Linked DNA regions of Homo sapiens: regions 1 and 3 are each linked to region 2. Evidence: chromatin contacts called from ENCODE Hi-C or POLR2A ChIA-PET data. All regions are on one chromosome and are shown on one strand. Each heading gives the region's core, a stretch centred on a gene start or an enhancer-like site at or near the end of the contact. The rest is flanking DNA. Distances are from core to core; before and after follow the strand shown. Region 1 overlaps LIPC (lipase C, hepatic type). Region 2 holds the start of LIPC (lipase C, hepatic type). Region 3 has its middle 120 kb from the start of LIPC.

Evidence for each region. A loop is a pair of places that touch in the nucleus more often than their neighbours do. ChIA-PET counts read pairs that join two places held with the same protein, here RNA polymerase II (POLR2A). Pooled maps may share reads with other maps.
Region 1: a loop to region 2 is called in a map of heart left ventricle, with 1.9 times the contacts of the local background. The contact joins the enhancer-like site here to the promoter of LIPC in region 2. A Hi-C loop is called at or near these places in 9 of 168 maps with a recorded cell type or tissue (Calu3, PC-9, Right ventricle myocardium inferior and 5 more), 2 of 37 single-sample maps with no recorded cell type and 18 of 50 pooled maps. POLR2A ChIA-PET finds 5 or more read pairs at or near these places in 4 of 52 experiments (Caco-2, PC-9, activated naive CD4-positive, alpha-beta T cell and 1 more).
Region 3: a map of pancreas shows a loop between it and region 2 (2.1-fold over the local background). The contact joins the enhancer-like site here to the promoter of LIPC in region 2. A Hi-C loop is called at or near these places in 2 of 168 maps with a recorded cell type or tissue (naive thymus-derived CD4-positive, alpha-beta T cell and pancreas) and 3 of 50 pooled maps. POLR2A ChIA-PET finds 5 or more read pairs at or near these places in 1 of 52 experiments (CD4-positive, alpha-beta T cell).

What each region holds. Positions count from the first base shown.
Region 1 is chr15:58,520,363-58,523,062 of GRCh38, reverse strand. The region is part of intron 1 of LIPC (lipase C, hepatic type); the gene reads right to left. Among named protein-coding and RNA genes, the nearest start is that of LIPC-AS1, 23 kb to the right of the region's middle. RefSeq lists an enhancer at 579-1,778. Within about 2 kb of position 1,407, at least 15 of the 41 ENCODE cell types and tissues checked have a DNase peak (open chromatin) inside an H3K27ac peak, as active enhancers do; they include PC-9, breast epithelium, heart left ventricle and 1 more, where a contact is called at or near this core.
Region 2 is chr15:58,430,681-58,433,411 of GRCh38, reverse strand. It overlaps LIPC (lipase C, hepatic type), which reads right to left and starts at 1,421. Exons shown (of 9, transcript NM_000236.3): 1 at 1,292-1,421. The coding sequence starts at 1,379.
Region 3 is chr15:58,309,431-58,312,130 of GRCh38, reverse strand. No RefSeq gene overlaps it. Among named protein-coding and RNA genes, the nearest start is that of LIPC, 120 kb to the left of the region's middle. Within about 2 kb of position 1,415, at least 4 of the 41 ENCODE cell types and tissues checked have a DNase peak (open chromatin) inside an H3K27ac peak, as active enhancers do.

The sequences.
Region 1 (2,700 bases), core at 158-2,657, 90 kb before region 2:
CAGACATCCCCCTACTGCCCCAGGGCTTCACAGAGGCCCTGGAGAGACTGATGCTTCCCCAGCAGCCGGTCCATCTGGGCTGGTGCTCACGCAGCTCTGGGAGCTAGGATATTTTAGATGTGTCAAAAGTGACGAATGTTGGAAAGTGCCACGGGCATCTCTGGGAGCTCACAGTTCACACTGGCAGCTAAGATGTGCCGAGCTTTTTGGAAGAAACTGAACTCTGGAGGAAACTGAGAAGTCTTTTGCTGTCCCAGATGTGGGTGGCAATGGGATGGGCTCTGCAAGGGGACAGAGCCCCGACATCAATAAAGATGGGGCTGGGCCATAGCAATGCCTGAGGTCTTGGCAGAAAGAAGTGGCATTCTGAGAGGGCAGCAGGGGCAGGAAGGAGCAGGAACGTGTGGATTTAGAAGCAGGCACGCAGGGGCCTGAGGTTGGAGTCAGCAGAGCTTGCAGCTGGCAGCACCGGGGGCTGTGGAGTCGGGCCTGTTCAGTTCCGCTTGCCAGGATGGAACAGGGGCAGCAGCCAGAGCCAGCCTGAGGCTGGAGGTGAGCCCGGGGCCTTCGCCCACAGTGAGGCTGGAACAAGGCTCCAGTGTGTCTGGATTTGAAAACACCCCAGGGAATGTGTTACTAGAATTCAACATCTACCCCGAATATAATGCATCCTAAGACGAGGGTGCCTTGGTGTTCTGTTTGCAGCATGGCCTTGGTTTGCGTGTAGTGTCACTGGTTCTCTGCCTCTGCAGGGAGATGGCTTGTCCCATGCTACCCAGCCAGGGAGGTGGCTCGTCCCAAGCTGGGGGTGGAGGAAGCTGAGGCAGTGGCTGGGAGAGAAGGTGTAGGATCAGGCTTAGGCGAGTCACAGAGAAGGAGGAGAGTCAAAGAGAAGGGATCCTCACTATGGACCAGTGGGGTTCTGGGGTGGTGGGGGTACAGGACCAAGTTGGGCCAGCCCAGCCTGTCTTCTGCTGAATGATGAATGGGGCTGGGGTGTCAGGGATGGATGGAGAAGCTAGCACCAACTCTACCTGCCCCAGGTGCTTTCTGATGAAGACGCAAACTCTCTTCTGGTTATTGTTCTTCACAACCTCCCGTCTCCCTGCAAACTCACACAACCAGGAAGGAAAGAGAGAGAGAGAGAGAGAGAGAGATGACAGAGCGTTCCTAGTCATCTTTGTCATCCTCCCCATCATGATTATGATCATCGTCATCCATGCCTGGACTTCTTATATAACCTGCTTAACTTGTTGAGGGCTGAACTTGTCTTTCCACCTCCTACCTTCAACCAGCTTTTGCTAACTTCCTCATTCTGCTCACACATTCCTCTCTTCCAGGCACTGGCTCACCCCCCACTGAGTCATCTTCCACTCCCCCTTCCTCTTTCTTCCCCTCCTACTATCAGCAACTCACTGTAGCATGACCGCCTGCAACTGCTTCCTGGGAGGATCCGCTTCCAGTCCCCTCTGTTCACACGCTCTCCATCCTGCGACACGCGGCTCCAGCCATAGCTGCTCGCAGGTCCCGGATGCCTCTGTGCCTTTGCTTCTGCAATTCCTTCTGCTTGGAACCTCTCTCCTCTTCCTACACCTTAGCCCTCAACCTTGGAGGAATTAGAATGTATGGATAGTTCTCTTGACAGCTGGTCGGGGTGGGGCCCTTCTCTGTGCTCCCCAATCCCCTGTTCAGACCTTGAGGATGGGGCTGTTTATTTCCCATTTCATGACTAGGCTCTAAGCTGTACGTGTCTTATGCATCTGTGTGGTCCCAGCACAAGGCCTGCACAGAGGTGGGTTATCTGCTGAATTGATTTAACAGGATAATTCATTTTCTGCCCTTCCTAGGGAAAGATTTGTCACGGTGAGCCAATACCAGGGGGAAGGGGAGAACAGAGGCAGGGGCCTGCTCTGCTTTACTTCTCACACCCACAGTCCCCTTCCTATGGTCAGGAGCCACTGGCCAGCAACACAGCAACTCCTGCCTCTGTCCGCCCTCTAGGAATGAGCTGAAAGAAAGGCACCAACAGACAACAAGCAAGTTCCGGATATTCTTTGGAATCATGGGTGGTCCTTGTTTCGCCCTCATCTTAAAGCCCTCCAGACCCCAAACCAGTGTCCTTCTCCCTCCTCCCTTCCTTTTCTAGAATTCCTCATTTATTTTGAGCCTTATAACTCAGTCTTTAAAAATTGCCTTTGTGAAGGCTTTTCTGATCTCAAACTGTTTCCTGTGATATTAATAGGAGTTATGGGGAAAAAGGAGTTTTGTGGCCAAATAAATATGGGAAGTGTCGTATTAAGCGGCATTAATCAGGCTTCCTGCTGGCCCGAGAGAAGAAGCTACTGTGAATTTAATCTCTAGAAGGGGCAGATGGTATACAGCGGCTCTCAACCTCAATTACTTTGAAGCAAGCTGCCCCCGCCCTCCGTATTTCCTTTTTTGGCCAAGCGTTTCTGGGACTGATAGTCCATAGGATGCAACTGAGGAAATTCTGTCTGGGGCAGCTTTCCAGCGGGCTTGTATACTGTTGAGCTGTGCTCACACTCACCTCTGTGTGCTGGGGTTTCGAAGGCTAGTCCTCCCTGCTTTCATGGAGGCAAGGCTTTATGTGTAGGGGAGAGGGCTGAGCGCTTTAAGAGCAGGAAATGAGTTTCTAAATAGGCACATCGAATGGTTTAGACGTTGTGCTCTAGCATCCCA
Region 2 (2,731 bases), core at 172-2,671:
ATGTTAAGGCTCAAGGGGCACACAAGGAAGGCTTTGGGGTACTGGTTCAGTTTGTGAGAACTCATTGAGGATTTATGATAGAGGCCCTTTTCTAGAAGTGTGTTATAAACTTCATTAAAAAGTAAACAAACAAATACAACATTCCGGGGCAAAGGGCAGGAAAGGCCCTTTAGCAAAATCACTATGAACCAAGGGAATAAAGATTACCAGCAATTTTACCTGTATGGCTCTAAATTATTATGTAAGGGTCATTTTTGGATGTGGCTTTATAAATGAGATGATGTGTCAAAAATAATTAGTATAGTGCTTGGCACAGAAAATACTTAGTGAATGGCAATAATTAATACTGCTACTCAGTTATTAACTGGCCTATGAAGTAAAATAGTCAAATACAAAGGAACAGCCTTTTTCTTAAAGGGGAAAAAAGCTTCTGAAATTTTTAGGTACATCCCGTTAGGGAATTTCTAATTCTCAAAGTTGTCGGAGCTCTCTCCAAGGCTAGTCTTAGAGAAAAGAAAAATCTCAGACTCTACCTTAGCGTTACTAGCTCCTGACCAGTAACCAGTACCAAAACAAATTCCCAAACACCTGTCTAGTCTGGCCAAATTGTTCAATTAACTGATCCGTCATTTATTGGTCCACTGCTTAGCCTGGAAGCTGGGCTCCACTCTACTACCTTCCTGATAAGGCATTTGATCTGTCTTTCGCCATCAATCTAGTTTGTGAATTTACAAACAAAACAGGCAGGACGGCTGTTGGATTCTTCAGCCTCAGACTAAAATTTTGGCAGCAAAACAAAGTCTAGAAATTGTGCAATGATATCTCTACTTTAGACCTGACTGGAAATAGAACTCTCATAAATTCCCCTCTCTTCTGAGAGAGGCAGGCAATTAGACAACCCCAACCCGACAGAGCATTTCATTGCAAGCCTGGCTCCCCGGTTGCAAATTAGATGCCACATTAACTCTCAGGAAGATCTGAATCGCTTTCATATCATTTGCCGCTGAATAACTTTTAGCATGACTGTTTCCATATCAGATACGCAAGAGACTTCACTGCTAGCTGCAGGCACTCTTAGAAGACTTTTAATCCGAGGATGATTTTCTAAAATTTCATTTCTGTTTACAAACGGCTACGTGTCCCTGTGAACCTGTGAGGTCGTGTATAGAACCACCTGGCACGCTCTGAAGCAAGCTCTGTCCCATACAGTCAGAAACCCCTGGATTCTTTGTGACACACGTTTTAAAAAGAAAAGTTCATGCCCATCTCTGGAGAAAAGTCAGGCTCTTACCTGGTTTCAGGCTTTGTCCAAGGGCACTTGATTGGATAAAGATGCATAAAACCAACAGAATGGAGAAACACAGGGGACTTGTGTCCATTTCTCCGTTTCACCCGGGGTCCAGGCTTTCTTGGTAATTTCTGAAGCCAAAGAGACCACAATGCCTATTAGATACTTTGTTAGGGAAGACTGCCCATTAATAATTAACCTCTCAACATGTTATCCACTGTTCAGACCCTTTCTTTACTGCCCCCAACTGCAAATCTAATTATATCTATTTTAAAAAGGTCGATTTACAGAAGTGCTTCTTATCCTGACACATTTTGAGAATAAAATACCTTGTTATGTATTCTTACCTTTTGGGGCCAAGGTCAGAGTTCCAAATTAATCAACTTAAAGCTACTGTGTTGTGTTTGGAAATTCTGCCAAAGGTCGGGGTAGGTGGCTTCCACGTGGCTGCCTAAGCCTCCCTGTGACAGCGCTGCAAGGGGGATGCTGGCTCAGGAAAGTGGTGTTTCAAATTGCAGCCTAAGCCCAAAGAAAAAGAAAAGGGCCCTGCCACGCAGAGAGCCCCCAGAGGGTCCAAATTTCTGTTGGGTTCAGTGAAATTGGTGATGCTTGTGGTCAAAGTGTGGTGCAGAAAACCCTTCACCCCCGTGTCAAAAGGAGCTGACGAAGAAGCAAAGATGCCCTTGCCAAGTGACCCATTGAGAGGTGATCCTAGAGTAAACACACTTCTTCCCCCTCTGTGTTCATTAATGTTCCAGCTGTGTAGAGGACTGAAAAGTAAGGCCACTCAGCAAAATCAGGTAGGGAAAAGGCGACCATAGATGGCTTTTGTGATATTTTTGGACCTCTAGTTTTACTTTAACTTTCTTCATTTGTTCAACATTTATATATTTTGGTATGCCTACTAGGTGCCAAGCACTGTTGCAGGCACGTGGGGTATACAAGTCCTTATGTATCAGTGGAGGTTCTTACCTTCTGGAGTTGGATAACGGACAGTAGACATAATAAAGAAGAGATTTCTGGCCAGGAGCGGTGGCTCACTCCTGTAATCACAGCACTTTGGGAGGCGAGGAGGGCGGATCACGAGGTCAGGAGTTCGAGACCAGCCTGACCAACATGGTGAAACCCCATCTGTACTAAAAATACAAAAGTTAGCTGGGCGTGGAGGTGAGTGCCTGTAATCCCAGCTACTCAGGAAGCTGAGGCAGGAGAATCGCTTGAACCTGGGAGGCGGAGGTTGCAGTGAACTGAGATCGCGCCATTGTACTCCAGCCTGGGCGACACAGAGAGACTCCGTCTCAAAAAAAAAAAAAAAAAAATTAGGTAGACTGGTAGAATGTAATGGGAACCACTACAAGAAAAGCAGGGGGTTGGGGAGAAGGTAGGGATTTTAAGCAGAGTGGTTAGAGTGAATTGCATTGGGAAGTTAAACTTTCAGCAAAG
Region 3 (2,700 bases), core at 166-2,665, 120 kb after region 2:
CAATGAAAATCAGGCACCTACTTAAAAACGATGTTGATTAAGATGTTTAATGATATGGAAAAAAATCTATATAAACTTAAAATTATATATTCAATATAATCTCAACTTCATAAACTTTGCAAGAAAAAATGGCTATCTGGTAATTAAAAAGTGTTGGTTGGTTAACTTTGGTTGGTGTGACTTTAGGTGATGGTTATTGTCTTCTTTATACATTTTTAAAGTAAAATGTACATATCAAAACACACACACCTTAACTGTACAATTTTGACAAGTGAATACACCCATGTATCTTATGTCCCTATCATAATATAGACATCTCCATCTGCCCGAAAGTTCCCTTGTGACCTGCTGAATCCCCACCTTCCCTGCAAGGGAAACTCATCATTTCCTTAGATGAGTGTGCTTATTCTAGAACCTCATAGCAATGGACTCATTAAGTATGTATGCTTTGTGTGTATGGCTTGCTCAGCGTTATGTCTATGACTTTTAGATTTTAATTTTCTAAATTTTTCATGTTGTACCTGCCCGACGCCAGGAATTTTTTTTTTTTTTTTTTTTTTTTGAGTTGGAGTCTCGCTCTGTCACCCAAACTGGAATGCAGTGGCACGATCTTGGCTCACTGCAAGCTCCGCCTCCCGGGTTCACGCCATTCTCCTGTCTCAGCCTCCCGAGTAGCTGGGACTACAGGTGCCCGCCACCACGCCCGGCTAATTTTTTGTATTTTTTAAAGTAGAGATGGGGTTTCATCATGTTAGCCAGGATAGTCTCGATCTTCTGACCTCGTGATCTGCCCGCCTCAGCCTCCCAAAGTGCTGGGATTACAGGCGTGAGCCACCGCACCTGGCCTTCCCTTTTTTTTTAGATGTAGTCTTGCTCTGTTGCCCAGGCTAGAGTGCAGTGGCATGATCTTGGCTCACTGCAACCTCCACCTCCTGGGTTCAAGCGATTCTCCTGTCTCAGCCTTCCAAGTAGTTGGGACTACAGGTGCCCGCAACCACGCCCGGCTAATTTTCATATTTTTAGTAGAGACGGGGTTTTGCTATGTTGGCCAGGCTGGCTTCGAACACCTGACTTAAGGTGATCCACCCACCTTGGCCTCCCAAAGTGCTGGGATTACACGAGTGAGCCACCGCACCCGGCCAAGAATTTTTAAAAAGGTTATTTCCTAAAAACAGGAAGCTCATTCTTGGATAGCCCACAACTAATCTATGATTACTCCTTTGAAGCTGCCTCCTTCAAGCCCTCTGCTCCACCGTCCTACTGCGCCGAGCTTCTGTGCGCTGGGAGGCTGGGCTCCTAATCCCGACACATACTGTCTTCTCCTTGTAAGTGCGGTGGTTGGGGAAGTGGCTGTGCTGTGGCACCCTGGAAACCCTGCCCATATCCGCATGCGCCGAGACTTGACCCACAGCAGATCTCAGTCTTGGCAGAATGCCTGCCTGTGGCTCTCCTTGAACACAACAGCACGGGACAATTGCAAAGAGCTGCTACAAGGGCATTTCTCACTCGTTTCCTTACATATACCAAGGAGGCCGTCCTGAGACAGCTGCTCGTCTCCTTGGGTTCTGATGAGATATGAGGCCTTTTGCCTCACCCCTCAAGATGCTGCTGCAGGCCATAAAGCTGCTTAGCTGCAGAGGGCGTTGGCTCCTCTACAATAGGCATCCTGTCATTGGTGCTTCTGACATGTGGCCCCTTTTACTCTGGTGTCACCCTGCACAAGGGCCGCAGGGACCTTGCACTTTTGGCTCCTCCTCCTCTCACTCCACACAGGTGGTGAATGGAGTCTGAAAAGGCTTAGCTGTTTCTTTACCAGCTGAATCCTCTGTCAGGCTTGGCCTTGCCTTGTGCTTGGCAGTTGCCAAGTACACGTCTTTGCTGGTTCCCTAGGGCTGCTGAAACAAAGTGCCATAAAGTGGGTGGCTTTCACAATAGACGTCTACTGTCTCACAGTTCTGGAGGCTAGAAGTCTGAGAACAAGGTGCCAGCAGGGTTGCTTCCTTCTAAGGGCTCTGACGGAAGGATCCACGCCAGGCCTCTCTGCCTGGAGTGTGGGTGGCTGTCTTCTCTGTCTCTTCACATAGAGTCCCTGAGTGTGCCTTGGCATGGAAATTACCCCTTTGTATAGGACACCAGTCATACTGGATTAGGGCCTGCCCTTGCGACCTCATCTTAACTAATTCCATCTGCAATGACCCTATTTCCAGACAAGGTCACATGCTGAGGTACTGGGGGTTAGACTTCACATAAAAATTTAGGGAAAATACAGTTCAACCATAGCAACATCTTTGTCCCCAACTAGACTATAAGCTCCTGGGTCAAGAGAGCCTCAGTAAGTGCTGGACAAGTGGGTTCGGTAACAAAGAGAAGGAAGGGAACTGAATAAGGTCTTGTCAGGAGACACCTGTGGAGGGCCTGGCGTGGTCTTACCCCAGCAATAGTCCCTCAGCCTTGTCATGACCCGGAACTGGCAGGGCTCAAAAAGACAGATAAAGGATGTAAGGAAGACTCCTAGCTTAGTGATTCACAATGGGGACATCCATTTTAGGAACAGGACAGCTCTTTTCTCCCAGCCATGGCATTTATTACCTTCTCTGGGGGTGGTCTCCTGGGAAGCCACACTGGTCACGCTGGCTGAGAGCCTCAGGCGGGGGGCCAAGGTGGGGCCCCTGAGGACAGTTCACCCAGGTTCTGGGGGAA